Regions from separate parts of the Mus musculus genome. Here regions 1, 2, 4, 5 and 6 are each linked to region 3. A link is a loop called in an ENCODE intact Hi-C map of the cell type or tissue named here. Cell type or tissue: heart. All regions are shown on one strand.

Region 1 (5,000 bases), 61 kb before region 3:
AGGCGCAGTGCAGTGAAGGCAAGGTTTGTGTGAGGGCTGAGGCACAGGCACTGATGGAGGGAAGGTCTGTGTGAGGGCTGAGGCGCAGGGTGGTGATGGCTGGTATTAAGGGTGCATGTCGAGGTCGAGTGAGATGAAGTGTGAAGTAAAGTGAGGAATGATTTGAGGCTGGGGAGATGACATATGGGAGATGTGAAAAATAGCTGTGCAGATGTGAGGAGTGTCTGTGAGGTTGAGTGTGAGCAGTGTGTGAGGTCAGAGTCAAGTAGTGAGGTGAGACAGGCAAGGAGCTAATGTGGGGCGTTAAGGGATGAAGGGAAGCCAGAATGAAAAGTGAAGCAAGGTGAGGTCCAAGAGGGGGCGGGGCGGGGGGGGGAGGAGGATGCAGAGGGGGTGTGCCTGGAGTGACAGGAAAGCATAAGGAGAAAGTGGGGTGGGGTGTGAGGGTCATGTGAGAGGCGAGGTTAAGTGGAGTGAAAAGCAAGTAGGAGATACATGGGGTGCTTTGAATGAGAATGGCCCTTACGAGCACATATGTTTTGAGGGCTTGGTCCCCAGTTAGTAGAACTGTTTGGGAAGGATTAGGGGTGTGGCCTTGTTGGAGAATGTATGTCACTGGGGGTGAGCTTTGAGGTTCAAAGAGCCCACACCAGGCCCATTCTTAGTTCCCTCCCCTTTTCTCTCTCTGCCTGCAACTTCTGAATAAAATATAAGCTCCCAGCTACTGCTCCAGTGCCCTGCCTGCCTACTGCCATGCTTCCCGCCACGGTGATAATGGACTAACCCTCTGAAACTGCAAACCGGCCCCCAATTAAATGCTCGCCTTGAGCATGGTGTCTCCTCATAGCAATACAACAGCGACGAAGACAAGGTTTGACACAACAGTGGCAAGGTTTGAAGACTATGGGGTGTGAGGTTGAGTAAGAGAAGCGTGAAGTCATATGTGGGGCCTCAGGGAAGATGGGCACAGGGGATGAGGTAAAATGGGTTTGTCCATGGCAAGAAGCAAGATAGGGTGGGCATGTAGGAATGGGTCAGGTAGGGCATGAGGTTGAGGCTAGATGGGATGGAAGGGTGAGGCATGGTAGAGGAAGGTGGGTCTTGTGTGAGACTTAGGGTGAAGTGGTGGTGACAGTTGGCATGAGATAGGTGACAGGGTGAAGGATGAGGAGTAAGGGTGTGGTCAGATGTGGTGATAAAGCAAGGTTCTGTTCCGTCTCCAGTTCTACTGACACGCTCCCAATTGAGACTCTGGCTCAAAGGTCCAGGGCTCCCCATCTATCCAGGCTCAGTGTCCTCTTGGCTTCAGCAGTATTATCTTCTGCATCCCTGTGACTTGTTCATCTCAACCACTAGGGACCTCAGACAACACAGAGGGAGTCAGTCACTTCCTACCTTGAACAATGTAGGTCAGGCAGCAGTGGCCCCCTCTGCCCACCTGTAGTGGGTGAACTCTGGTACCACACCATCCCCGTTCTCCTACTTTGGATAATCTTGGGTTCACCAAAATAGTGACTACCCTTTGGCCTGGTCTGTCACCTAGACTCCTCACACAACTACTGTCTAGGGAGAGTATCAGGGTTACTACCTTCTTGAAGCCATGGGGAAAACAAGGCTCAGAGAAATAAAGGGTTGATGTGGACTTCAAACATGTCTGACTGGCCTCAAACCCTCCCGCCGGCCCTTTCTTATCCCTACTACTATGCTGGAGTTAGGGATGAGTGCGGCCTAGAGATAGTGAAGAAGGAAGGTTTGCAGCCCATACTGCCCTGTGGTACCTGGGAAGGAGCTCTTGAAATCTGTCTAGGGACGTTTCGGGACACACTGCATGGTAGCCTTAAGGTGATGCTCAGAGGCCCTGATCAATGTGATCTGGATATGAGATTCCAGTGTTACGGTCGTCTGCATACCAGGTCATTATTTGCACATCGTTCTGCATTATCGGGTCAAAAGGACAATTCGTGAGGCTACAACCATCAGGCCAGGCCACACTGGCAAGCCTCCAACTTGGTCCCATCAAGAGTGACTCAGAGCCATATATGGTCCTGTCCAGGAAGGCTTCAAATTAAGCGCTAATCTCCTAGTCCTTAGGGCAGCAGGACAGTGTTTAGGGGAGATTTGTCATTTCTCCCAGGACGAGACCCTGCTTGTGAAAGGAAGAAAATGTCCATTTAAGTACCTACCATTTTAAGTACCTACCTATGATGGAGTCCCTTCGGAAAACATCTCTATCAAAAATGTAAAAGGACAGGTGGCGGAAACTCCGAGGGATTTCACAGTAAAAGTCCTCTCCGTAAAAGGGGCTAGACAAACAAACAAAATGCACATGGTTAGAGTGTATTCGGCTGAGTCCCTCAAAGGCTGACCCGCCCAGGGGATCGACTTGAACAAATCAGAGAGCTCAATGCAGGGGCTGGGGGTGGGGGAACACTGGTCGGTAACAATCTCTAGCGCATGGGTCCACATGTAAAGCCAACCCCAAGACTGTTACAGCGACCTGACTGTAGCTGAGAGTTGGGGGTGGTACTCAGTGATGCATCAAAAGGAAAAACACACTGAGGTTCAGACACGCTCCTTTCCCCCACAAACCTGCCTGCCCTTGGTTCCTGTATGGGGGACCCAGCCCCGTAGCTGACTCCCACTGTTCCCAAGGCTCATTAGCCCCCTCGTGAGTCACCCCACAGCTGTGGCAGCCCTGCAAATGGAAACTTAAAAATAAACCGACATTCTAATTAAAGGGGCAGAAAGCCAGAGGGCTTTGTCACTAAACAAACTTCCCATTGTTCTGGGCTAGGAAAAACTTGCTCACGACACTAGGAAGAGGACACCAGACACGGGGAAGTGCTTAGGAAACCCATGGATGACTTCAGCATACACACACACACACACACACACACACACGCCTAACTTGAAATTAAATGCGATTCCAAATCCATGCTCTGCCGTGGCTGAGCTCCAACATGGGAAGGGTTACTGTTCAAGAGGGTACCAAAGCAGTGTGCCACTGTCAGGGAAGGCGGCAGGAGAGCACACGCAGGGAGGACCATTGGCACCCACGTACCTACCACCTGCTCACCACTGCATACAAAATGAACTCAGAACACATCACACACCAAACCTAATGGCTAGAACTACAAGCTTCTCCCAAGTCCACAGGGACAAAGCTGTGACTTGGACCTAGGTAGAGATTTCTTAGCTATGATATCAGAAACAAGACTGCTTTAAAAAAAAAAAAAACTTGGTTAACCCAGACCATCAAAATGTAAAACATGAATTTAAGATGCCTGTGCTAGGACTGGACAGATGGCTCCAGGTTTAGAAGTTTCTGCTGTTCTTCCAGAGTGTCAGCTCTCAGTAGCTACACTGGGCAGCTCACAACTGCCTATGAGTCCAGCTCCAGAGGATCCAACACCCTTTTTTGGTCTCTTCGGGCACCTGCATGCACACGCACTCGCGCGCACACACAATAGATAAATAAAAATAAGTCTTTGAAAACTTTGCACTTTAAAATATGTCTTGGGTATAAAGCCTAAGAAGAAGGAAGACCAAAATGTGGATGCTTCACTGCTTCTTAGAAGGGGGAACAAAATACTCACAGGAGGAAATATGGAGACAAAGTGTGGAGCAGAGACTGAAGGAAAGGCCATCCTGAGACTGCCTGCCTCACCTGGGGATCCATCTCATATACAGCCACCAAACCCAGATGCTATCGTGGAAGCCGGGAAGTGCTTGCTGATGGAGCTCTGCCAGGGGTAGATGCTCAAAGGCAACCATTGGACTGAGCTCGGGGGTCCCCAGTGGAGGAGTTGGAGAAGGGACTGAAGGAGCTGAGGGGATTTGCAGTCTCATGGAGGGAGCAATGGTATCAACAGACCAGACCCCCCCCCCAAAGCTCCCGGGGACTGGACCACCAACCAAAGAAGACACATAGAGGAACCCATGGCTCTGGCCGAATATGTGGCAGAGGATGGCCTTGTTGGTCATCAGTGGGAGGAGAGGCCCTTGGACCTGAGGGTGTTCGATGCCCCAGTGTAGGGGAATGCCAGGGTAGGAAGACAGGAGGGAGGGAGTGAGTGGGTGGGTGAGTGGGTGAACACTCTCATAGAGGCAGGGGAAGGGGGGATGGGATAGGAGGGTTCCAAAGGGGAGACCTGGAAAGGAGAAAACATTTGAAATGCAAATAAAGAAAAATATCCAATAAAAATAAAATAAAATAAAATAAAATAAAATACATAGGAGAGTAGAAATGAGATCCTACAGAAGAAAATATGTGTAACTCGGTTGTTGGACGATGGACTTGTATCCACAATAGGAACACTGCATGTCACTTAAGCCAAATGGCCAAGAAACATACAAAAAGTGACAAGCACCATTAGCTGTCATGATCTGAATGTGTGGCGTCTCCCCACAGGTGCTTGTGTTTGAACACTTGATTCCCAGTTGGCGGGCGGTGCTACTTTGAGACTATTTCCTAGCTAGCAAAAGTGGGTTCCTGAAGGCGGGCCTTGGAGTGATGCCTCTCTTTAGTTGTGGACTGGGCTCTCTGCTTCTTGATCTGCAGGATGGTGAGAAACGGCGACTCCTTCTATCTGTATTCTGTCACAGTGACGAGACCGTGGTGGGAAAATGCAAATTCAAGCAGGAGGTGCAGGTGAGCCTTCCAGCCTGGCCTCTGGGTGGGACGGCATTGCTTGGTCCACAAGCCTGGGCTCAGAGGAGCTCAGCACACCTGCCTTCTCAGGCCAGGGCTGTGGACACGAGTCTCCATTTGTAAGTAGCACTACAGTATAACCTGCCAGAAAGTTACATAAGAAACTGCCTCTTTGCGATAAAACCAAAATCCTCAAAGTGAAAATCTAAGAGACTGACGTTGCTTTGAGCGTTTCGGGTAGCGAGAAGTATTAAAGACAACAAGCGATGTCATTGTATGGTAGCAGGGTGCCCAAGTACTTCCGCCCAGAGTTTCTTAGGTTAACAATGCTTTATAAGGAAATTGTACT
Region 2 (5,000 bases), 120 kb before region 3:
GAAGGTGGAAGACTGAGCTCACAGTCAGACTGACCAGATATGGAACTGTGTTGTGAAGTGGCTCAACCTTGAGAGCTTGGTGTTTCCCCAGGGACTTATGCCCTCTCATCCACCCTCAGACAGCCTGGGGCTATGCCGAGGCTGAACTCTTTAGCCTCAGGCTAGTTGAGGCCACAGATAGGAACCCGAAGGATGGCACTGTTAGCCCTAGAAAATGAGCTGGTAGAGTAGACAGGGACTCCCTGGGAACAGATGCGTTGGGTTGGGAGGGGCACTAGTTTCATGGGCGAGGTTTCTTTGGAAGCAAGGGTTCTTGAATGTGGGATGGAGGCCCTTGGAGAAGGAAGTCTTCCCCATCATGGGCGCTGAGAGAAGAGCTAGATCTTTCCCCAGGACTGGATGGGTTATGAGAGGGGCCCAAGTTGTCTTGAAAGATCATCAACTCAGGAGAAGGGGTGGGGAGAGCCTGTCGGTACCCCGTGAGGATGTATCTCCACCCCAGTGCTGCTCAATCTCTGGGCTCTGCCTCAGCTTCCTGTCCTCTCCCTGTGCCTCAGTTTCTCCATCTGTAAAGCAGGGGTCACCCTTGAAGATGCCTTAAGCTTTGTTAGACCCAAACAAGATGGCTGAAACTGGGGGCTCCTTCACTGAGACAGCTTGTCTTAACCTTATAGAACATTTGCTCGCCCCTGGGGAGGCTCCTGATGCCACAGGTCACTTTTGTCAGCTGCGGTCACAGGGTGCTGAGCTCTGAAAATGTCCCCCAAAGCTAAGCTCACACAGGGAAGATGCTGAGAAAGTTGTTGGAATTCAGATAAGACCCACCTACTGGAGCCTCAGTGCACCCCTAACTCCCTAGCAAACTCCCCAGGTGTCCCTACCCAGGAGAATGATGGGTGCCATTCTTATTTCCCATGAAGCTTACAGGTTGCCAGACTCCAGGACATCAAATGGACCATACTAGGCTACACCTTTTCATGTCCCTAAAGTTGCATGCTCTTTCCGGCTATGCAAGACTCCTCGCCACTTCAGCCTCACAGTAGGGAGTAACACAGTCTGACTGCCTGGGAACTTCCCATTCCTCTACACCTGTAAGAGGGGACCGCCCAGACTCCGCCTCATGGGCTAGAGTGCTTATTAGAGCCCATCTGTCTATCAAAGCAGCCACCCATGATACTATGTCTGTAGATGCACCAGTTAACTCTTCTAAGCAACTTCCTGCCACAAAGGACGAGCTGCCCAGTGGCCCTAGGACTTTCTCAGCCTTTCAAACGTGAGCCTGAATTCCATCAGGACCATCCTGGAACCTGGACCCAGCTTGGGTTCTCTGCAGGCACATATCCTGAACTCCCGTCAGTTATGAACCCAATAGGACGTTGCTCTGGGTGGGGGAGGCAGCAGACCCTCTCACCCCATCCTAAGCCTTCTTGTGACCATGGCAACCCCAGAAGCCCATGAAGGTCAAGCTTCAGCCACCCCACCCTCCATTCAGTGGACTCACTATGGCTACCATGTCCTTGATGAGTCCAGGTACTTAGGCCTCAGATGTTTGAGGAATTGTTTTGCTTTGATTGGTGTTATGTGGGGTCACATGGAAAGGTGATTGAGGGGTCACATGGGAAGGTGACTGGGGAGTTCACCTACCCAAGCATCCTGAGAGAACTAGGCTTCCAGTAGAGGTACTAAGGAGGACTGTGGCCCAGGACCTGAGGTCTAAGGATGTGGGTGCAGGGAGGACCAGTTCTGAGGTGACTTTGTCCCCTCTCCTCTCCAGCTGTGGCCTGGAAGTTGTCTACATACGACATTGTAACTCCAGCGATGTGTTCATATTGTGTTGTTTCCTTTAGTGAACAATTAGCTGGCTCTTAAGTTCTGTGATAGCCAGGAAGCGGGAGTGCCTGCTGGTCCTGAAGAGTTGGTTCCTAGGGCTGAAAGCAGAGTTGTTTGGAGAATCTGAACCACCAGAGGGCACCATCAGACAGGCGAAAGTGGCCACTGCTCAGTCCTGGTGTTTGGACCAATAAGCCTATGGGGGCAGCAGCAATGTGGGTGGAGGATAGAGGGGAATTGTGGGAAGGCTGGCTGGCTGCCAAAGTGTGTACTCTGCAGAAGTGAAGGAAGAGACTGGTGCAGAGCACAGGGCACCCTCCCCTCTGCCTCTCAGCTCCCTCAGTCTCCTGTCTTCATGTCTTAACTAAACTTGCCTAATACTTACCCAAAGTCCATTTTTTACGAAACTCTTTGTAGATAAAATAAGTAGTATCAAAGTAGTCTGTTCCACTGTAGGCAGGGCCCATGGGGACACCAACTTGGTCCCTGTGCTACCCGATCTCCTCAGGGGCAATGTGGACGGGACACGTAACACAATCTACTCGTGACCTGAGCAGAGGTCCCTGTTCCCGCTCTCTGCAGTGACCATCTGCTGGAAGATGAATTCACCGTCGTCTGTCACCTTACCTGTGATTGGCCTTGGATTGGAAGAGGGTCTCTTGCCTTGGGTATCCGTTGGGTGCTGTCACTCTGGCCCTGCCCATGGCGGGGATCATGGAGCCATTCCAGGCCTAGGCTGTCTTCCTTTAGTCCCCAGAGAGCTCTACTAGCGGCTGAGTCAGAGGGGTCTTGTCCTGAGATGACTGATGGTTCTATTAGGGTCAAGCTTGTGTTAGTGCTCTGGCTGGAATGATTGGGCCCAAAGACGATGGGGTCTTTGGGGTCTGAGTCACTGAAGCTCCTGGAAAACACCAGGTAGTGGGATGGAGAACCCTAGAAACTGGGTTGTCAGCCCTCCCCGAATTCCAACATTACTTGGATCTGGGGAGCCAAGCAGCTGTGCTGGATCATAATGGTAGGCATCCTTCAACAGCCTCTGGCCATTGTAAGCAGTAACAAGAAAGCCCACTGGTGAATGGGCCTAGTGTCTTTGGTTGCCCATGGACATGTGGACATAAGGCAGGCACCCTTTGTCCCTCAAGCTCCAGGTCTGTTTTATCCTTCCAGTAAAATTGGCTGCTGCCTAAGTATAACTGAGCTCCTGCCCTGACCCCGAGTCCTCAGCACATAGATGATCACCTCCTTCTTCCTGGGTGCTGAGCTGCCAAGTGCTCTGAGCAGCTCCTGCCCGGACCTCTTTTTCTGAGACATGGTTTCTCTGTGTATCCCAGGTTGTCCTGGAACTCACTCTGTAGACCAGGCTGGCCTTGACTCAGAAATCCTCCTGCCTCTGCCTCCCAAGTGCTGGGATTAAAGGCGTGCACCACCACTGCCCGGCTCAGACCCCTTCTTTGATGGGGCAAATAATGCTCAGAAGCCGTAGGCTCTGAGACTGTGCACAGAGAGATAGGTGCATAGAGACAGGAGAGTGTGAGCTAGCTCTCAGGCACGTGGGAATGCTCAGAACCAAAACCCCAAATATTTCTTCAATCTGATATCAGTCCCTGGAACTGGAAGATGCTGGGACCCTTGACAAAGACTCGCAGAAGCAATCATATTGCTGAGATTTAACCTAAGGGTTCTCCTACCCAGGTGCCTGGCTGTGGCCAACACAGAACTGCTATCCAGACACACCCACCAAAGACAGACAGGTAGACAGACTCATGCTGATGGCAAGAGTCTAAAAGCAATGGCCAAGGCCTCCTCTTCCATCCTGACAGAGGGGCCAACCAGCTGTTTGTCCTCAAGTGACCTTGGGTACCCGTCTTGTTGTTGGCATCTGGAGAATGGACCTGATTCAAAACCACATAGTGGGCCCAAAGCATTGCCTCAGTTTACCATATAGACCCACTCAGAGGCCCATCTGGGCCCATTATTGCCAGCGAATGGGGAAAGAATTACCCTTTGAGCTAGGGGTCTAGGTGGAAATTGATGGATGGGCCTCCCTCCCCCCTCTACCTAGAGTGTGGCCTCCCTGGAAAGGAAGTCCTTCAAGACTCTCACTCTGAGAGTCTGCAGCTCTAGAAATCTTCTATAGCTAAATGACCTCAACTCTCACCCTATTCTCCATGTGTCCCAAAGGAAACGGAAGAGACACATACAAAGTACTCGTCTGTGGCCTGTGACCTCTGACCTTTGACTTCCAGGTATCTCATGCTCTGTGTGCCTATGTGTATATGTGACCCCATACATTTATGTGCTATGTAAGGGGTGTGTGCACTAGGAATATACATGCAAGTGTGAATATGTGTGCACTCTATTATACATATGAATGTACAATGTGTGGGCATATGTGTGTGGTATGTGTATGAGGATCTGAGGAGCACAGCCCCACATACTCACATGGCTGTGTACATGTGTGCTCTATGTACATGGGAACATACCTGTATGAATGTTGAGCATATGAGAGTTCTCTGGAACATGTCTCATGAGAGGGAAGCTAGGCCCACCCTTAGGATGAAGTAGATAGAGGCCACATGCGTTGCAACTGATGGACTGTGGCAGTGTCTCTCATCCAACTGGTTAAAAAAGTGAGAAGTGTCCCATCTACCTTCTGCTCCCACATTGCTGTCCTGGCTCCTAACTCTGTGCATCAGTTTTAAGCAGGGTCCCCAGGGAACTTGAGCTCCCTGTCTGCAGGTCAAAATGTCTAGATATTCCAGAGGCCCTGACACCCTGGCACCTCTCCCTCAGGACCATGGCTGTGGTGACTGCCAAGAAAGAAGGTGGTTCTAGCACCAGGTTGGGAAGACAGCTGTGACTGGCGCTGACAGGCCCTTCCCCAACTTGTCAGGGCTTGGGGTTTGTTACAGGAGGCCTCAAGCACTGACTGAACAACATCCCTGGAACCATGTTATCCTTGCACGTTTAACCTGTTTCTCTGTTAGGGATGCTGGGTAAATGAGAAGACCGGGCATTATATCACACCTTCCTACACTCAGTGAAGGGCCGACTTCTCTGGGCTGGGAGCACATGACCACAGTCAGATCCAAAGGTAGGAGTCCCCGTGATGAGGGTCATATGGGAATGCTGGACTTAGCTTTCTCCAGCGACAAGCACAGAGGGTGACC
Region 3 (5,000 bases):
GAGGGGGAGAACTGACAGACAGCACTGACAGACAGCACTAAGAGAGGGTACTAAGGGAGAGCACTGAGGGAGAACACTGACAGACAGCACTGAGGGAGAGCACTGATAGACAGAACTGAGGGAGGGTACTGAGGGAGAGCACTGACAGACAGCACTGAGGGAGAGTACTGAGCGAGAGCACCAGGGAAGAACACCTAGGGAGAACACCAAGAAAGAGCACCGGCAGAGAGCACTGTAGGCAGGAAACTAGCCCTGGTCCACAGCAACCCAACCCTGCTCAGTGAGAGGAGCTACCATTTTTATGCCCTGCTTGCCCCTGTACTTCTCCACAGCCACACTTTAGAGCCAGAACATGGAGCCTCGGTGAGGATGCAGAATGGCTGCTAGGCTATTCAGGCAGAAAGATCGGAGTCACCCAAGGGTCCAGGGGAGAGCAGAATGCAGAGCCTGGCTTCCTGGGGGCTTAGGGAGCTCAGTAGAGACCTTGACGGAAAGAAACTGAGCAAGGCCGTTTGTGACAGCACAAGAGAGCATTTCTGGCCTGGGAATACAAAGCCGGAATTTTAAATTTTTATTTATTACTTGGCAGATGATAATTAGCTCTTGCGCTAAACATTTTTATCAAGGGAGCACTTTTTAAAAAACAAATAATAAATACTGTGAGAAAGGAAAACACGACTGGGAAGTAAAGCTATATTGCAACCCTAGGGAACATCAGGCCCAAAATAGCATTGCTGGGCAGATGAGCTCTGGCCACAGCTATTCGCCCAATCACAGGCCAGCACTGGCTCTAGAGAGTTGGGCTACACACTTCCTCAATACAGCAGCCTCAAGGAAGCGTGGGTCAGTCCCATGTGATGGCCGAAGATGGTTGTAACAAAGCAGTAATTGTTACCAAAGATGCTTAACGATTCTAAGTGCATGGAAGAGCACATCTAAATAACCAGGCAACTTTCAAAGGGAGAAGCAACAGATCCCTCAAGACAAGACTGGAGCTGCTCTAGTAGTATTCTTACTAAGATGCTTTTATGTGGCTTTGTCTGCTGTAATGAGCAAAATGTAGACGGAATGAGAAAGAGGAAGGAGAACAGAGAGATTCATTTCTGGTGAAACCAAGTACTATCTTCCGTTCTAAAACCAACAAGTAGAGGGCAGACCTCATAACATCGGCCCCTTCCCTGCGTTCGTAGCCACAGCCGTGGTAATGGTGTTTATCTGTATGTAAGCTTTTAGGGGCAATTGTCTCTCTTTCCTTCTTGGGAACTTCTCTGGGTGGGGGAAGAGTGATGACTAGGACAGATGACAGTCTTGTGTATTCCCTCCGGATGCAGCCACCCCTTTGGACTCTTGCTTTATTCAGATGGGGAAATGGATGTGACAAGAAAGAGGTTCATCTAGGTCAGCCTGGAAGTCACCAGAAGGCTTGCTGGAAGCCATCATGCCTGGAGACAAGGCTCAAAGGAGTGACTCTGGTGATGTGTGTGTGTGTGTGTGTGTGTGAGAGAGAGAGAGACAGACAGACAGACAGACAGAGACAAAAACTGAGAAGGAAAATCAGGGTCAGAAAGGGTGAATACTTCTGCCCTCAAGTCAACTAGTGTCACGACTAGTGACACTTCGGGCAGATGTAAATCATTGAGTGATATGACCACAAACCAGAAATGCAAAGGAAAACCCAAGAGGTCCCTCCTCTGTTGCTAGGCTTTTTATAAAGCACACCGGAAGCCCAGCTACCTAACCCACCTGGCTAGGAGTCCTGTTCTTCTGATAAGATTTCCCTGGGGACCCCAGTGATATCAAACAAGCAGGGCAGCCAAGAAACATCAAACCCAATCCAGTTGCTACCGATGTTTTCTGCATTCCAAAAGGCGAACCCAACACACATCTGTGCTCAGACACAGAAGGCAGGATCTATCTGCAGAGCTATGTTCCCTGCATACTCCATCCAGAGAGGGCAGGATCTATCTGCAGAGCTACTATGTTCCCTGCATACGCCATCCGGAGAGCACAGGGCCACCCCTCTTGAGCAGCCCTGCAGGTAAATACTCTTGAGAAAAAAAATGATGAGGAAAGATAAGGCAGAGACGCCTCTACCCAACCTCACTCACTGCCACCATCCCCCTATGCAGTCAGAGGCAATGAAGGCTCCAATCATACCCTTATTCAACGTCTAGCAACGGAGGAGGGACCTTCTGACTTGTCCCCTCTGCTGCTCCCCTAGTGAAGACCCGATTCCGGCAGACAGACTGAAGTCTTTCCTTCCCTCCTGTCTTATTTACTATGTCATTCTGGAAAAGAAATCCTCTTTGTTTGAATGGAACTAAAACCTTTCCCTGTGTGCACAGTAGCCGATGCTAGGATTGAAGCAAGCACACTGTACTGAAAGGGAAAGAAAGTCTTGGACCCTTCTCACCAACTGACCTGATTCTGCCCCAGCAGTATTCCACAGCAACCTCCCCAGATCCTTGAGCAAAAGGGCACAGCACCCCTGGAGCCTGGTGGACTCACTTGGTCAGAGGATCTGGCTGAAGGAAACTGAAGCTGGCCACCCTCACACAAGTAGTCTTTGCCCACAGAGGACAGAAAGCAGCCCCTTTCCTCAGATGGAAACTGACAGCAATTCCAGGCATAAGAGCAAGAGAAATCCCTCCCGTGCCCTCTGCTCCAGCCCAAACACCACATGCTCTCCGCAGCGCTTCTGAACCAAAGATCAAACTGTCTCGGGCGATGATTCAAAAGCAAAATAAAGCGGACAGGAAGCAACACGCTGATTGCGAGTAGCTGGCATTCTTCAGACAGCATCGAATGTCATCAACAACTGACACCAGGCTGTGACTGTTGCCACCCACTAGGGGCCTTTTCACATGGGAACAGGCCAGTAATGTGGGGCGCAGTTCAGAGGGAAAAGACTACAGGGACGGTGCACTAGGACCCAGAATTCCTTCCAAGAAAATTGGCCCCTGCCCAGTGTGTTAATGACTTGATGTGTAACGGTCACTTCAGAAAACCACTGTAAGGAAGTAGACTCACACGTCACTCACAAGATAAAAAACAACTGGGAAAAACGAAATCTCCAGGTTAAAAAAAAAAAAATCAGGAAGTCCTCTCCAGGTCTCTCCAGTTCCACTTCACTCCCCGTTCCTAGCGTTGCTGCCGAAGTCCCGACCAGCCCAGAGCAGCCTGAATGCCAGGCCTGCCGGCCACAGCTCCCACGGCCAGTTCTCAATGAAAGGAGGGGGAGGTGCTGGTGGCTCCATCACCAGGCCTGCAGCGCGCAGACACCACACACACACACACACACACACACACACACACACGGTCGCGCGCGTGCACGGCCTCGAAGCCTGCAGCAGCCGAAAAGGTGAAGGGGCGCCCCCTCCTTGGGAAATAAGTTCCTGCGCACAACTGTGGAGAGGACACCAGGAGACTGACATCAGTAGACCCGATCCCTGAAGTGGGAGCACCCAGACGGATCCGCGCGTGCTCGTGCATGTAAAGTCAGGCGCCTGGGATCTGGAGCGGTGCTGCGCACACGGACACACGCAGGCAACCACGCGCGCTCACTCCCACAAACAGACGCCCCCTGATACAGGTCCCTCCTCCCCCGCAATGCCACGGAGAACCGGGCAGTCTAGGCGGAGAAACACGAGGAGCCGGTCCAGCCCGGCCGGATACCAAGAACAGGGGTCTGGGGAGTTGCCCACGCCACCGCGGTCCTCACCAATCTTGATCCTCACGCTCTGGAAGACCCGCAGTCCCTCTTCCTCCACCGCCATGCTGCTTGTCGACCTCGCCAACGCGCGAGGGCCCGGCAGCGCGGCCGCAGAAGGGGGACAAGACAGGGGAAGAAGCCGGCAGACGGAGCCGAGCTGCGGATGCCCCCAGAGCCCCGCGCGCTGCGGTCCGCGCTCTGACCGGGTGCACCGCCTCGCGCCCTTCCATTGGCAGAGCTCGGGGGCGGGGCTGCGGGCGCCTTCCTTCGCCAGAGCCCCGATCTTCATTGGCTAAGGCTCTGCATGGGGTGGGGTAGTACGACTCCGCCTACTGTCAAACACTGCATTCCATTGGTCGGGTCTGTAAGGAGGCGGAGGCGGACTCTAAGGCGGGATCGGAAGGGACTTGCCTTGGAGTGCCCCTGAAGCGGTCCCTCTTCACAGCCCTCGCTGGTCCGGTCTCTCTGGACCTGGGACAAAGAGAGATCGTGAGTATTGATCTGTGTTTTGACCGCCAGGTCCCGTAAGACCGACTCGCACTTAAAATCTAAAAAGCTATATTCAAACAAAAGGTATGAAAGGAAAAGATTTCCTCTAGCCCCAGCTTCAGCGACTGAGAAAAGTGACACCTGCCGATCGCTCTGGAGAAATCAGAAGGTGATATGCTGTCAAAGTGAGGGCAAGTGGACCCTGTGCCCAGCAAGCAGTCCCTGCTTACCCTGTGGTGTGCTTGGGCAGCCTCAACGCGGCCCTTGAATTTAGCATTCCAGAACCTTCAAACCTGGTGCTTACTGGCAATTTGATTGGTATGCAACTTTAGAATTGTTGTATCTCTACAACGATACTGTGAGGTCCTATCCCCGATCCCTCCACTAAGTTTTTCCTGCAGCTGGCATAACTCCCAGCTTTCCTAGAGGGCCAAGAGCTCTAGTCCCTCGTTCCTTATAGTAGTCACAGAAGTGTCTCCCAGAGGCCCTGGTGGGTGGGGAGTGGCGGTAGAGATAGCCTCTGCAGTGGGTTTGAAGGAGGCCTGCCTTTCGGTAGGACTGAAAACGGAAGTGGCATCGCTTGAGGAGTCAGGAGGCTAGGTCATTGATACACCAACTGAAAGGTGTGACACAAAAATCCCTTGGTGCTATACGGTAGCTCTCTCACCAGCAGCCAAAGAGCAGAAATACAGTGTATAGGCAGGACACCCAGGAAGGTGCTGGAACTCCAGAGAAGCTGATTTGGAACCCTCCAGAAGCTGCTGTGCCATAGACAGGCTCTGACTGGGAAGAGAGGGAG
Region 4 (5,000 bases), 51 kb before region 3:
CCTTTTGGAAAAGTGACTGCGGAGATGGCTGGACAAGCCTCCAAAGCCACAGAGTTGCGATTTTAAAACACTGAGTGATGATATGGAATGCTGTCAATTACATATGTCAATAAAACTACTTTTAGAACAAAAATACAGCCACATGTCAGAAAACTGGAAGCTAGAATTAACATTCTGGGGTAAGCCCTCCTAGAACACTTTGCCTTAAATATATTCAGACAAAACATGGAAATGGTTACAGGTGGGTCTTAAAGGGAAAGTAGGAACTCCGTCCACATTCTGACACAGCTCGCTTTTCCTTAGCACCCAATTTTCCTTAGCCTATAGCCAGTTTCAGGAGAAGCAAACACACCGCCAGTGGCCAAGTGTCCCCTGGCCACCGACACAACCACCAGACTCCCTTACCACTAGCTTTCCCCAACGTTCACAACAAGAAGCAGTGCCGCAGTGGCACTAAGTGGATCTGCATGGCTCGTCTGTCCCTACAGAACTGTTCTGACGTGGATTGTTGGTGCAGGATGCTCTAAAGCTCTGGAGGCCGAGAGCATGAGCTGGCTCGCACCTCACGAAGCCTGCTCACCCCAACCCAGTTAAGAGTCTGCTCACACAGGAGTGTGGCTCTGACCCTGTGCACATTCATCTCCGAACATTGAAAATAAATCTGCTCAATTGATAGCAGTTAAAAAGAAATGAAGAGACTATTTAGTTTAAAATGTTTAAGTTACAGATGCATTTGAGATGCTTCTGTGGATTTATGAGTGGCTAATGTGAGATGCTCCACCCCCAGCTCTGAACAGCTTCATCAGCAGGACCTCTTATGTCCGGAGCCATGGCTGCCCCAACTGTAATTACGTAGTGCCTATGACAGAGACCTGCAGGAGTGCTCCCAGCAAGGACCTCCGGGTGAGGCAGAGACACCCAGGCTGTGATGAGCTGTTGCATGCTAAGTTTCCTCCTGGGTCAGATGTTAAGGACCAGGCTAGGAGCAGGAAGAACTAAGCATGCAGCCCCAGGACCGATCCACCCTGTGCACTGGATTCTCCCATCAATGGGAGTCGGCTTGTGTCCCTTCCTGGGCATCAGAGTTTAAAACAGATTTTCAAAAGAAAAAGGAAGCAGGCTAAACCCGGGGAAGGATGGTCTTCTAGCACCCCCTCCCACAGCCTCCCCATGGACAAAGCCTCCTTTCTGTGTCCCTCAAAGGGGCCCACAGTGAGAGTGCTTCCCTTCCCAGGCACTGCTTAGCCACAGTTGTGTCCACACAGGCTGCCTTTGTCCAGGCCACAGCCAGTGGCAGGAGAGGCATGGACTGCAAGCCAGGAAGCCCCCATTCCAGCCCAAGGGCTCCAGAAACCTCTTTCCCAATAAAGAAAAGACCCGCAGGGAAGGGCTGGGCCCCTCTCTCTTCTCTTGCTGTTTGACAAGAAGAAATTAATCTAGCCGGCAACTTCTGCCCCGAGGCCACCAGAATGATAGACACACTGTCTTTTTTACCTCATCAAAAAGGATGAAGCCAGAGGCTCAAAGGAGTTTCACAGAATCAAGGAATTTTCATCAAGAAAAAGAAAAACTGACAAGGGGCCATTATTTCTCAGTGCGGCCTCTGGCAGGAACCCTCTGAAAACTCCTCCTCTCCCTAATTTCTCCTTCCCCGCTTTCCCCACCCTCCTCCATGAGCCCTCTGAATCTTTTCTCTCACAGGCCCCCCCAGCCTCCCCCTCCCTCTCCCCATGCCCATAGGACTGGGCACAGGGCGCACAGAAGCCTCGCCCGGGACCTGCAGAGAAACCACCAAGTCCTCCTTGAGTCATTTCCCGACATCGATGCCGCCCCACCCCATCCCAGCTGTTTGCTGCTTGCCGTGTGCACCTCGTGACAAGCGACACTGGTCATGTGAAATGATAGAGCTGGGTCCCCAGTGCCCTGCCTGGAGCAAGTTCCTGGACCTATTTCCCAACCTCTGATGGGGAGCTTGGGATGGGGACTTGAGAGGAGGGGCAGGACTGTGAGGGAGAGTAAAGGAATCAGTGTCTCCACAGGCCTGGCCTTCATGTCCCAGTCTGAGGAGGCCAGTCTCCAAGAGGACCTAGGGCAGAAGCCATGTGACTCTCAGGCTCTAAGCTGGTGGTAGCCCCAAGGGCTGGAAACAGCTCCCTATGAAGACTCCAGGCTGTGTTCAGCTATGGAATAGGCACTGGGCTAATCACTAATTAAAAGCTACATTAAACTTTCATTAAAGCCAACAGTATATCCAATGTCCCCAGCTGCGGGGCACAGAAGGGTCCTGTGAGGGCAGCAGTCAGTTCCAGGAAGACCTGAGGTAACAGAGGGGCTCAGGTCTGAGGGAAGCCTCTCTGTTTCCCCCCAGATCTACCTCTTAAGTCCCCTGAACTGGGATTCTTAAAGCTCCTGGGAACTGGCATCAAAGGTGCCAGGATGACAGGGAATTCACTGGTGCTGAGCCTGACAAACTGGGGAACTGCTACCAGAACAGTCCAGAGAGAAAGGGGAGCGGGAGCGCCAGAGACAGAACACCAACTACGATGTCATCCAGTAAGAAATGGAAAACCCTCACTGGGGGTTCTCAGACCATTCACACATCCGCAGAGGATTCTGGGAACAGAGTGACCCTGAGGTCAGGTCATGGTGCTTTTCTATACCAGGCTAACTTCCTGCCTGGCGCCTATCACCCCAGGGTTTTGGCAGGAAGCCTGCAGCACACTGGCTGCAGGGTACCTACGCGTAGTCAAGACACGGGGCTGGGATTGTTTATCTTGAAACTCTGGCACACAGATCTGCTCATTTTCAAACTAAACACAGACCTGGTGAGAAGAACAGATGGGGTGGCTCACGACTCATGGCGTGAGGCCGGAGGATGGGAAATGTGAGCTGGGTTCCTGCCCGGACCTGTCTTCTAGGACCGGGAAGCACGTGCCATCTGTGTCACCTGCAGTCTTGGGCATCAGGCAGGTATTGGGATAAAGCAAGCCTCTTGTTCCCATGCCTCTTTTTTCTTAGACTCCCCTGGTGCCCGCATAAGCCACAAGTCCATGGGAACTTGATGCTGTCACAACACGATTCCTAGGAAAACCCACAAAGTCAGACACCAGGCCAGCTGTGGGACTGAAATGCTTCAAGCCAATGACATAAGGAGCGGACAAGGGCATAGGAGGGAACTGCAGTCCTTGGAGATGCTCTCCACAGTTTTCCAAAGAACAGGGGTGCCCAGTACAGAGAAAGGGGATCAGTGTTGGGTCCATCTCCCCACAGTTCCTCCCTGCAGCTTCCTGGGGACCAGGAGGTCCCCATCAGCGACACATGCTGATCAGTGACACATGCTGATCAGTGAGTGACACATGCTGTTGAGCCTCAACATGGCCTGGATGACTAGAAAGAGGAGTGTGGGAGCTGCTCAGAGAGTTTGTGACTCAGAAACAAACTGATGTTCCCAGTCAGCTGCTGTCCACGGTGCAGAAGGAACCCCACATTTTGACACAGGTGTGCTCCTGGCTAGGAAAATGTGCCTACAGGAGTTGGGGACAAACTAGCCAAAAGTGTTGTAGATTGGGTGGCCACACCCACATGGGAATGCACAGTGGCCTTCTGAGGTGTTAAAGGCCCACCCTGGGCCTGGAGAAGTCCCTTGGGATCATTATAAAGGCAGGGAATTCTTAGGCTCTGTCTAAAAGACCCAAGAACTTCCAAGTGGGCCAGACCCTTGGAGACACGGCACAGCCAAAACTGTGGAAAGGCACCAGCCGTTTCATGGCTCTCACGAATAATTAATTGGCTTTTTAAAGAGAGTAACTCCCATCAGGACACCACAGACCTAAACCATTTCAAGATCAAGAAAACAGTCACTTCCTTAACACAGGATAGTGTTTATGTGCACAACCCTTCTCCACAATCGAGAAGACCCAGAAGCGGGAAGGCACGGCCGGCAAAGGCCTTCCTACGCCGGGTGCAACCCTGCCTCCCGCTCTCCAGAGTCTCCATGAGCATCTGCTGTTACTGCCACCAAGACTCCTGGCGTCTGCCACAGATCCCTGCTACTCAGTAGCCTTTCTTAACTCCCTGGCACCCCACCGTGTACACCTCACCCCTACAGCCAGAGCTGCTGGCACTATAGCTACAACTGTAACTGCCCTGAGTGGCTACTGCTCCCAGCCAGTGCTTCCAGCTGTAGACCAACTGCAGGAAGGTACCCCTCCTGGCGGAATTTTCTTGTGGCTTTGAGGGGGCTCGAACTTTTGAAATGGCTGTTCTGTGTGACAGCAACGCACTCCTTTACTGCTCCGACAGTAACTCCCTCTACAAGCCCGTCCTTCCTTCTAGTTATTTCTTTCTGGTGCAGAGCATTCTGGGAATTTTCAAAGTGGCAGCCCTGAGCTGCCTTCAGATATGGCCCTGGACTGCTCTTCAGCCATCCAGACTTGGGTCCTGAGCACTTAAGTAAATGAGAGGGGAGGTAGGGGGTATTCTCATGGGGAAGACTTGCCCGGGTCAGGAGGGAGGAGGGTTGTGTGGTGGTCTGCGTAAGAATGGCTCCCACGGGCTCAAAAGTTTGAGTGCTTAATCGCCAGCCAGCGAGTGAAGCTGTTTGAGAAGGATTAAGAGGTGTGGCCTCCTTAGAGGAAATGTGTCACTGGGTTTTGAGGTTTCAAAAGCACCCCTCCCTCTTCCTCTCCTCCTCCCCTCCCCCCCTCCCCCTCTCTCCCCCTCTGCCTGCTGCCTGTGGATCAGGATGTAAGTTCTCAGGTAGTACTACAGCCATGCCTTTTGACTTCCCACTATGATAGTAATGGACAAACCCTCTGAAACTATAAATGCTTTCTGTTAGAGGAGTCGCCTTGGTCACGGTGTCTCTTCCTTCACAGCAATAAAACAGTAACTAAGACCTTTTGTTTTCAGGCTTAGGAGCACCTCTTCCAGGTGGGACATAACCTTCGACAATGTCACTCTCATGAGGGAGGGCTTGGAGGGGGCGTGCAGCGGGGTGT
Region 5 (5,000 bases), 78 kb after region 3:
GTATAGTGTATTGGAGGGTCTCTGCTATGTGTGAGCAGTGTGTATAGTGTCTGTGGAGGGTCTCTGCTGTGTGTGTGATCTGTGTGTGTATAGTGTCTGTGGGAAGGTCTGTATGTTCCCATACATTTATTCCCATATATTTATTTCTTACCATCGTTAGCACTGGTTTCTATCCATCTATAATCTCTTGGCATAAAACATCCAGTGCTCTAAACATCCTAATTTCCCAGAGTCAATCATTTGTTTCGTGCATTGACTCATCACTGCAGGGAACTTCTCAGTGTGGGCCTAAGAACTTGACCTCGGGCTGGTGAGATGGCTCAGTGGGTAAGAGCACCTGACTGCTCTTCCGAAGGTCCAGAGTTCAAATCCCAGCAACCACATGGTGGCTCACAACCATCCGCAACAAGATCTGACTCCCTCTTCTGGAGTGTCTGAAGACAGCTACAGTGTACTTACATATATTAATAAAATAAATCTTTAAAAAAAAAAAAGAACTTGACCTCACTCTCTCTGTCCCAGCCAAGTCTTCTTTTCTTCTGTCCTCAGGATGCACTGGGTGTTTGGCCACTCCCTCCTTTGACCGACACAAATAACCCTTCAGTTTTTCATTTCTCTTGTTCCTCTCTTACTAACACACACACACATACACACACAATTTCCTATCTATGTCACATGGCTCATAAGCCAGCCCTCTGAAAAGCTTCCATGTTTTTTATTCTGTGTGGCTGTGGATTTTGTGGCTCTTCTGTCACCCCCCTGGAGAGGAGCAGAGTGTAAGACTAAAACCTGCAGGAGAAAGGATGGGTAAGAACACCTTATGTCACAAAGTGCTTTCCTGAATTTGGCATCAGAATCAAGACTATTGACGCCAAGCTGGTAACAAAGCACACATCTGCTTGCCTAGGCTTGGTGTCACTCTGTTCATTTGCTTTGAGTAACAAGGTAAACAAACAAAAAGATAAAAGCAAGACCAAAGAAAACTAACAAAAATGTATTTCTGCTTGCTTTTGCACTGAGACGACCTCAGGGATAGTCAACCGAACTGGCTGTCTTCATAACGTGTTCTGAGAGCATGTATATAGCAATCTTCATGGCCTACCGATAGCATAAAAGGAACCTTTTGCAGCAAGGAAGGCACTGTGTATGATAGATGGTATATCTAGACAGCGTGCCTTGCTCAGGCACTGTTGCAGTTCCATTGGCATGCAGTATCAGAATGGCAGAAGAATGAAGAGATTGGTAAACTCCCAGGGCTCCCGTAGCCCAACAGAATTTCTCCTGTATAGACAGCTGCAGTCACCCCACCAGGTCATTGTCCCTAAGAAGCATGGAGACAAAAGGAAGCTGCCTGCTAACACACAAGGCTCAGGCTGACATTCCTGTGTTGTTAGCTATAATGTCCTATTGGTAGAGATTTTACTACAGTCAGGAACCCGTGGTCTGCTGTCAACAGTGTTCCAGGAGAACATGAAGTCGAGCTGAGGGTAGCCCCCTCGTTCAAAGGCTTGCAGACTAGGCTGGTGCCCCCCCCCAGGATGGCAGGAACGCCTAACAGAATGGAACTTGGGAAGGAACTGGGATGGCATTCTTGTGTGGGTGTTGTTACTATTTGGAGAACTTTAAAACTTTTGATATGGGGCCAAGTGTGGAGACAAACACTTTTAATCCCAGCAGAAGCAGGTGATTCTGAGGCCAGTCTGGTCTATATAGTGAGTTCCAGAATAGCCAAGGTAATGTAGCGATTTTATAATGAAATATTCAGAAGTTTAGTTGTATCTAATCTAGTCAAATGTTACAATGGTCTCAATGAACTGGTGGCCACTATGGAGATCAGGAAAAGAAAAGATAAACTAAGTAATTAAGTGCTTCCAAGATGTGATTTCACTTGACTTGTGTTTGCCATAAAGCTTTTAATAAGTGAGGACAACTGGAAGGCCTGGCTGGACAGAATAAAACACTCAAGTAATGAATTTCAAGCATACCTAGGAAATGTCAACATGATTCTCTTATTAAGGGATTATATTTCAAGCTAAATTCACTATTTAGGCCTTTTTTTTAAAGGCTTTAAAAAAAACTATTGGGGGCTGGAGAGATGGCACCACAGTTGAGAGCACAAAACTGTTCTTTTAGAAGACAGGCTGCAACTTCAGCACTCACAGGGTGGCTGGCAACCATCTTTAACTCTAGTTTCAAGGGATTTGGTGCCCTCTACTGGACTCTGTAGGCACTGCATGCACATGTTGGCATAGCCGTGCGAAAGCCAAACACCCATGTACATAAAAATAAAATAATAAGAAAACAACTCTGGCAGACAGAAAATGTTAGATATCTTTGGGTTTTTGTTTTTGTTTTTGTTTTGTTTTGTTTTGTTTTGTTTTGTTTTGTTTTGTTTTGTTTTGTTTTGAGACATGGTTTCTTTCTGTACCCCTGGCTGCCCTGGAACTCACTCTGTAGACCAGGCTGACCTTGAACTCAGAAATCCGCCTGTCTCTGCCTCCCAAATGCTGGGATTAAAGGTGTGTGCCACCACTGCCCAGCTTAGATATCTTTGTAATCTTATTGGTTACTTATATCAAATACTCTGCAGCTCAGGCATGGCTGGGGGTCACCACAACACAAGGAACTGGATTTAAGGGTCGCAGATTAGGGAGAAAACCATTTCACTTGGCAGTTAACAACCATTTGTAATTAGCTTCGGAGGATCCAATATCCTTCTGGTCTCTGTGATTACTGCACACACAGTGCACAAACATATATGAAGTCAAAAGCACCCATACATGTAAAATAAAAATACATGACTCTTAAACACAAACAAACAAAAAACTAACAACAACATAGAGCCCCTGAAACTTCAGTTCACAACCTGACACAGTTCATAGTCACTCGGGAAGAAGGAAATGCCTAGATCGGATTGACCTGTTCACAAGCCTGGGGAGGGGCATTTTCTTGACTGATGATTGATGTGAGAGGACTCATCTCACCGAGGGCTGTGCTAGCACTGGGCGGGTGCTGCTGGATCCTGTAAGAAAGCAGGATGAGCGAGCCAGCAAGCGGCATCCTTCCATGGCCGTGGTATCAGTTCTCGCCCCGACTCCCTTCACGAGGGACCGTGATCAGGACGTATAAAATGCAAGAAACCCTTTTCTCACCAAGTGGCTTTTGGTCATGATGTTTTATCACAGCAATGGAAGCCCTAACTGAGACATCTCATCAGATTGTTTTGGGTCATGGTGTTTACCACAGCATCAGAAAAGCAAACGAGGGCAGTGCCCAAACATTTTTGGCATTTCTGGCCTCTGGCCAAAACAAACGAGGGCACTTTTGCCTTCCAATCAAGGACCACAGTGTAACTGGTGGTTTTTGAAGTTCCTGCCCTAAAGCGGCCTGATCAGTTTCTATCCCCTTGTTCTTGCCATTACCACTGAAAGGAAAAGAGAAGTTATATTTCCAGCTTGGGGAGCTCATCTTCTTCTTCCTGGAGAAAGTGGTCACTATGGATTTAGACTTTCCAGTGAAAGAAGAGGGAGGAGGTTGGAGAGAAGAGAGGTAAGAAAAGAGACTTATTAGAAGATAGAAATCAGTTCACACCGTGATGGATGCTGCAAGGTCCTGGAGACCCAGGACAACCATGGTAGTTAATCTTGATGTCAACTGGTCTGAACTTAGAATCATCATAGAAACAGATCTCTTCATATGTCTGTGAAAATATTCCCAGAAAGACTTAACTGAAGAGGGAAGACTCATCCTGAATGTGGGTGGAGCCATACTGTATACTGGAGTCTCAGACTGAATCAACAAGGAAAGTACTAGAACTGAGCACTGGCAGTCATTTATCCCTCTGCTTCCTGGCTGCAGACATAAAGTGACAGGCTCCCTCACACCCTAGCCACCATGCCTTCCCTGCCATGACAATGTCCTATCAAAGTGTAAGCTAAAGTATACCATTTCCCCCTTACATTGCTTCTTATCAGGTGATAAAGTGATTAGTGCAAAAGCTAGCGATAATAAGTTCCAGCCAGAGCACAGGCTAGAGCCACAGCAAGGAGACACTGACATCCCGTGCCCAATGGCCAGGTAGAGACTGAGGTTTATCCCAGTTAGTCTTTAACAGGTTGGATGTAGAGGCACATCCATACTGGGAAGGGCCTCTGCTTTACTCTGCTGGTTCAAAATCAATCACATCCAGATACTCCTTCCCAAATAAACTTAAGAGTATTGCTGTGCCAGAGCAATTAAGAGCACGCAGTGGTCCAGTCCTTGAGTATCACAGCCCCTCAGGCAAGAGATAAAGGGATTGCATCATAGCTCAACCTACTCTGATGGATACAACAAGAAACATTCAGGTGTTGTTGACACTGGGCCACAAAGTTTATCCTAGAGAACTGCACAGTTGAGTTACACACAAAACAAACCACATACGAACCTCATAGTGTTTTAAGGAAGTTTATACTATTCCCTTGGGCCACATTTATAGCTCTCCTCTGTCACATGGGACCTACCGCCACAGACTGGAGAACTCTATAAAACATCGCAAAGAACAAGGTGGCTTCCGATGAAGAAAAGCATTTAAAGTATCCTCGTGAGCCAAGCACGTCTCAGAATGAAATATTGTACCTCTCAGCTTGCTTGTAGAAGAGGAGATATATTTGTAATTACACACACAGACAAAGTACAGAAAGGATGCAGAGGAGGATATGCTAGGTAGGATATGTTAGGTAGGATATGCTAGGTAGGATATGTTGTAGTCGCTACATCTGGGAAGACAAAGGAAAAGAGGAACTCCATAGTGTTGTTGTAGGCTTTACAGAGAGATCATGGGAAACTCAAGACAATTCAGGAAAATTCACTGCAGACAGGAGAGGCAGATGGGGCTCCTTAATATTCTGCAAGCATACACTTGTGCTTCGTACTGTCGTAAAGAAACCTGCAATGCATTCTGCAAATAGCTCAACACATACACACTGCTAATCGTTTGTTTGTCCCAAGTGTCTCTCCAG
Region 6 (5,000 bases), 50 kb after region 3:
GGCTAAGCACTGCAATGGAAAGGCTCTGCGGCATATATGAGCCTGTTCTAGGGAGACATGTCATCTTTCATGAAGGTTCAGTGTCCTAGTTCCCTTCCCCCAGGCAAAACGACACGGGAGCAGGTCAGGGTTGCTCTGGGTAAAAGCCTGTAAGCCTAAGAGCTAATCCTGTACATGGCTCCTTTACCTACACACTGGGGATTTGACCTCTATCTCCACTCTCATTAATATGGGTGGCCTATTTGCTCTTATTAAAAGAAAAAGGGGGAGATGTTGGGAGCCGCCCCCACATTCGCCGTTACAAGATGGCGCTGACATCCTGTGTTCTAAGTGGTAAACAAATAATCTGCGCATGTGCCAAGGGTATCTTATGACTACTTGTGCTCTGCCTTCCCCGTGACGTCAACTCGGCCGATGGGCTGCAGCCAATCAGGGAGTGACACGTCCGAGGCGAAGGAGAATGCTCCTTAAGAGGGACGGGGTTTTCGTTTTCTCTCTCTCTTGCTTCTTGCTCTTTTTTCCTGAAGATGTAAGAATAAAGCTTTGCCGCAGAAGATTCTGGTCTGTGGTGTTCTTCCTGGCCGGTCGTGAGAACGCGTCTAATAACAATCAGTCCCCCAGTGACTGGTCTATTTGAGTCCAGGCAGGAGCCTCTCACCAGCTGGCTCACTGACTACCAACAAGAAGACACCCAGGGCTTTAAAGAGTTCCAGGAGTCCGGTTCTATAATGGCAGGAAAGGGAGAGGAGACTGAGAATATGTCTTCCCACACCTGTGTAGAGAGCAACAGAAGATGACAGTAGAAGACTCTGATAAATATAAAGGGTGCAATATTGTTGGAGGTAAGCATTTAATACACAAAGTTAGCAAATTCCCTTGAGTTATTTTGTATCGTTAGACCTGATAGGCCTTGTATAAACAATCAGGAAATACTGGAAAGAAAGTATGATTCCAAGAAGCTAACCTATGATACAGATGCTAAAAACCACCACAAGGCCTCTGGATCTAAGTATGTCACAATGCTAAACACGGACAGGAGACAGACCAAAGGCACAGTAGATTCAGTCTCAAATGCATATGAAAATCAGAAGACAGTCAAAGTGGTGTCACTGCAGACTCCGTGCAGACAGAAGTTGTCCCCTGGCTGTTCCAGAGGCTGGGAGCAGGCAATCAAGATGCAGAAATATATAAATTATAGATAATACAGAATATATTAATTCATTACATATTATATGTTATAATTATGCTACAATTATATATTCTATTTATATATTATATTATGCATAATATTGTTATATATTATAATGGATATATTATATGTTGTATTATTACATATTCTATATTCTATTTAATATGTATAATTTATATATGTTGCTGCACCTTGATTGTTTGCTCCCAGCCTAATATATATTATATACTATATATAATTATATGTTATATATAAATATATTTATATAAATATATTATATATTTAAATATATAAATAGATAAGTGTATCATATATTTGTATAAAGTATCTAAATCTATATATAAATTATATGTAAAATGATAAATATATAATATACATAATATAATGTATATTGTATGCAATATATAATTATATAACATAATGTTATACTATATGTTTGTTATTTAAATTATATATAAAGTATTTAATATATATTTATATACTATATAAATATCCCTTTATGTATAATTTAAATTATACAAGTTATTTAATACTAATTATAAATGTACATATTATAGATAATATAATATGTATCATATAATATTAATGTATTAATATATATAATTATATATTATCTACAATATTACATTTTAGATATGTATATAATATATAATATAATATATGTATATAATAGGAGATATATTATATAATATACTGTATTATGAATTTTATAACTATTATATAAATCATAGTATATAAATATTATAGACATTAAATAAATTAGATACATATTATATAAATAATAGTATATAAATGAAAATTAGATACATATCCTATAAATATTATAAACACAATAAAAATAAAGTATAAAATTATGCATAGACATATATAATAAATATAATATTACATTTTATAATGTATATTTATATATTGTATATTAATATATCATACTATATATTATAAAAGATAGGTAGATAGAGCTTATTGCAGTGCCCCCTGGTGGTAGAAGCACAAGACTGAAGTCCAAGCCTTGTGCCCTTTCATGAGGAGTGAAGAAGAGGACATCTTTGACACAAACCTTTGTACAGCAACTGCAAATTCATCTCCAAGGCTACACCTGCACACAGGGTTACCTCCTTGCTCTACACTGAGGAATAAGTTTCCCAACATGGATGGAGTGCCATGGCCATTTTTATAGATGGTGTCTTCCCCTAGTCCCTCTCACCAAGATCTCTTCTGCCATTTATCCCATTTAGAGGATCTGCCCCAGAATCTCATCACTCCCAAAGACTCCATCCCTGCTGCTAGGGGTTAATATTACAACATATAAATTTGGAGGACTCAAGTATTCAGGTCCCAGCAACAGCAGCATCTCAGACAAGTGGCGCTGAGTGCTAGGATGTTGCTTATACACAAAAGATAAACCTGGGTGTCTTCTTGCTGGCTGAGCCCAAGCTGCCATGGGAATACTGAACTAGACTGTTCTAGTAGCAGAGATTTATTTCTCAGAGGTGTGTGCACTAAGAGTCTAGGGTCAAAGTTGCTGTCAGGGTTCAGTTCTCGGTAAGGGTGGCTTCGTGAGTTGCATAGAGCACACCTCACTCACTGGACAGAGAGAACCAATGGGATCCTTTTGTCCCATTCCGGGTTCTGACCTCCCATGCTTCATTCAGATCCACGCTCCTCCAGGGGACCCTGTCTCTACACTCACCTCCTGGGATTAGAACATCCATCTAGATTTTGGGGGCTTGCAATCACACTCTATACTAAGATAAATTCCAGAAGGATTATAGCGTTAAGTATAAAAATGCACATGAGTGTGGTAACGCATGCCTGCACTCTGGGGCTAAGAGGAAGATCAAGGTTTCAAGGCCATCAAGCTTCATAGTAAGATTCTACCTAAAAAAAAAAAAATGTAGCTAGACATGGTAGTGCACACCTTTAATACCAGCATTTGGGAGGCAGAGGCAGAGTTCAAGGCCAGCCTGGTCTACAGAGTGAGTTTCAGTACAGTCAGAGCTACACAGTAAGATCCTAACTCAAAAAAAAAAAGTACAAAGGTATTTAAAATTATCTTTGCAATTAGTAGAAAACACAAAAATTACTCTATAGAACCGTAGTAGAAAAATATGCTAACCATAATCCAAAACCCTTTGAAAAAGAAGGGAGATTGATAAACTTTATATAATAATAAAAAGGTAATAGCATGGCATAAACTATTGTTGGGAGGGAAAGCAAGTGTAAGTGAAGGAAAATTATTGCACGTTACACCACAAAAGCTCATACTCATATGTAAGTAGGCTTTAAGACTGGAAAGCAGCTGGGCGGTGGTGGCGCACGCTTTTAATCCCAGCACTCGGGAGGCAGAGGCAGGTGGATTTCTGAGTTCGAGGCCAGCCTGGTCTACAGAGTGAGTTCCAGGACAGTCAGGGCTATACAGAGAAACCCTGTCTCAAAAAACCAAAAAAAAAAAAAAAAAAAAAAAAAAAAAAAAAAAAAGACTGGAAAGCAAAGATAGATGAGCAATGCAGAAAAACCAGCTTTCGGGAGAGTTTTAAGTAGCTTTTAGCCTATAAAAAAGATCGTTGACTTCACTAATAATAAAGACATGCAAGCCGAGCTTGCTCTCTCACTAGTACTGTTCCTCAAGTCTGAGCCTGGTGAGGACCTGGCTGTGCTCTGGGGACAGGACCACCATCGTGCCGGGCTGTGTGAGAGAGGCAGAGCCCCAGGGGAACTGAGCAATACCTCATAAAGTTGCGCACATGTTTAGCCTTTACCCTAGCAATCCCAACTCCAGATACACTGGCAAATCCACAAAGGCAAATTGCGAAAGATGTTAATTGCAGGCTTTTCTTTGTAAAAGCAAAATTGGAGCCATTTCAGATATTCTTCAATGGGCAGCTGGGTCAATAAGATGCTTTACACATAATGACTCGTATACAGTTGAATAAGGACAAAGAGACTTCTCCACGTGCTACTGTGACATGCCGTTAATTTCTGGAATGTAGTCTGTTGTGGCTTGTGCTGAAATTTAAGCCCCATCACGAGGCACATACATTGTGAGGGTGGAAACTTGAGCTACTATGATGTTTGGGGTGAAGCCCATGGGGGGGTGATTTGGATTAGACAAGGCCCTCAGGATGGCACCCCAGGTCTGAGTCCTGGGGGCTTAATAAAAACAGAGGGATGGTTTAAAGATGATTGTCTTTATAGTGGAGCTCCTGCCTGGCAGACATGAATATTGTTTCCATCTCTACATGGAGATAGATGATAATAAACAGATTATTGATAGATAGGTAGATTGATAGATAGATAGAAAGGAAGAAAGAAAGAAAGAAAGAAAGAAAGAAAGAAAGAAAGAAAGAAAGAAAATGATGGGTGGATGAGAGACCAGAAAACATGTAAATGTGTGCACACATGCACATACATACATACATTTTCATACATCAATTTTATCTCTTCCCATATCCCTGCATCTGCTGGGACTTGGCTGTTGAGAAGGCCAGCATCAGATGAACCAGGACTGCAAAGCAAAATAAACCTCTTTTCTTTATAAAGTACTCATCCTCAAGTATTTAATTCTAGTAACAAAAAAAACGACTGATCCCTGGTGTTTCATGAAAGACGGTGGGGCATACAATTTGTTGATAGTGTGGATGAAACAGGCAAAAATGTGTGCAAATGTTTGGATGCACACATACTGTGAAGTTAGTGTAGGCATGCTCTATATGACTTGATGTTTTTAATATGAAAATAAATATAACACTGGAAGAATTACTAATGAGAGGAGAACAGAGTTGAGAGAACTCAGGTCTCTCTTTTTTTTAAA

The links. A loop is a pair of places that touch in the nucleus more often than their neighbours do. Peaks named below come from ENCODE experiments on the same cell type or tissue, not always from the same donor. Only the 100,000 strongest peaks of a DNase experiment are listed, where the experiment ranks them.
Region 1: it touches region 3 in a loop (2.4-fold over the local background); 25 of 42 quality-filtered maps call a loop at or near these places.
Region 2: a loop joins it to region 3, with 3 times the contacts of the local background. A loop is called at or near these places in 19 of 42 quality-filtered maps.
Region 4: it touches region 3 in a loop (2.5-fold over the local background); 8 of 42 quality-filtered maps call a loop at or near these places.
Region 5: it touches region 3 in a loop (5-fold over the local background); 11 of 42 quality-filtered maps call a loop at or near these places.
Region 6: a loop joins it to region 3, with 2.0 times the contacts of the local background. A loop is called at or near these places in 2 of 42 quality-filtered maps.

What each region holds. Positions count from the first base shown.
Region 1 is chr8:13,612,335-13,617,334 of GRCm38, forward strand. It overlaps Rasa3 (RAS p21 protein activator 3), which reads right to left. Exons shown (of 24, transcript NM_009025.2): 3 at 2,200-2,303. Among named protein-coding and RNA genes, the nearest start is that of Gm34795, 31 kb to the left of the region's middle. In heart, a CTCF peak has its summit at 2,672; DNase peaks (open chromatin) are centred at 1,992, 2,747 and 4,697; H3K27ac peaks cover 682 bases.
Region 2 is chr8:13,549,191-13,554,190 of GRCm38, forward strand. 1700029H14Rik (RIKEN cDNA 1700029H14 gene) reads right to left here. Exons shown (of 9, transcript NM_025601.3): 8 at 2,458-2,642; 9 at 1,532-1,928. The coding sequence ends at 2,577. Among named protein-coding and RNA genes, the nearest start is that of 1700029H14Rik, 11 kb to the right of the region's middle. In heart, a CTCF peak has its summit at 1,956 (motif pointing right); DNase peaks (open chromatin) are centred at 2,041 and 2,441.
Region 3 is chr8:13,673,672-13,678,671 of GRCm38, forward strand. Rasa3 (RAS p21 protein activator 3) reads right to left here and starts at 3,916. Exons shown (of 24, transcript NM_009025.2): 1 at 3,722-3,916. The coding sequence starts at 3,776. In heart, CTCF peaks have their summits at 1,144, 2,847 and 4,322; DNase peaks (open chromatin) are centred at 790, 2,850, 4,000, 4,617 and 3 weaker places; H3K4me3 peaks cover 3,782 bases; H3K27ac peaks cover 4,064 bases.
Region 4 is chr8:13,622,288-13,627,287 of GRCm38, forward strand. The region is part of intron 2 of Rasa3 (RAS p21 protein activator 3); the gene reads right to left. Among named protein-coding and RNA genes, the nearest start is that of Gm34795, 41 kb to the left of the region's middle. RefSeq lists an enhancer at 42-4,083. In heart, no CTCF peak of the experiment used is centred here; DNase peaks (open chromatin) are centred at 1,924, 2,714, 3,194, 3,464 and 1 weaker place; H3K27ac peaks cover 3,080 bases.
Region 5 is chr8:13,751,666-13,756,665 of GRCm38, forward strand. All of the region lies in intron 1 of Gm46032 (a long non-coding RNA gene), which reads right to left. Among named protein-coding and RNA genes, the nearest start is that of Cdc16, 3.5 kb to the right of the region's middle. In heart, a CTCF peak has its summit at 2,214 (motif pointing left); a DNase peak (open chromatin) is centred at 2,196.
Region 6 is chr8:13,723,735-13,728,734 of GRCm38, forward strand. All of the region lies in intron 1 of Cfap97d2 (CFAP97 domain containing 2), which reads left to right. All of the region lies in intron 1 of Gm46032 (a long non-coding RNA gene), which reads right to left. Among named protein-coding and RNA genes, the nearest start is that of Cfap97d2, 20 kb to the left of the region's middle. In heart, a CTCF peak has its summit at 2,181 (motif pointing left); no DNase peak of the experiment used is centred here.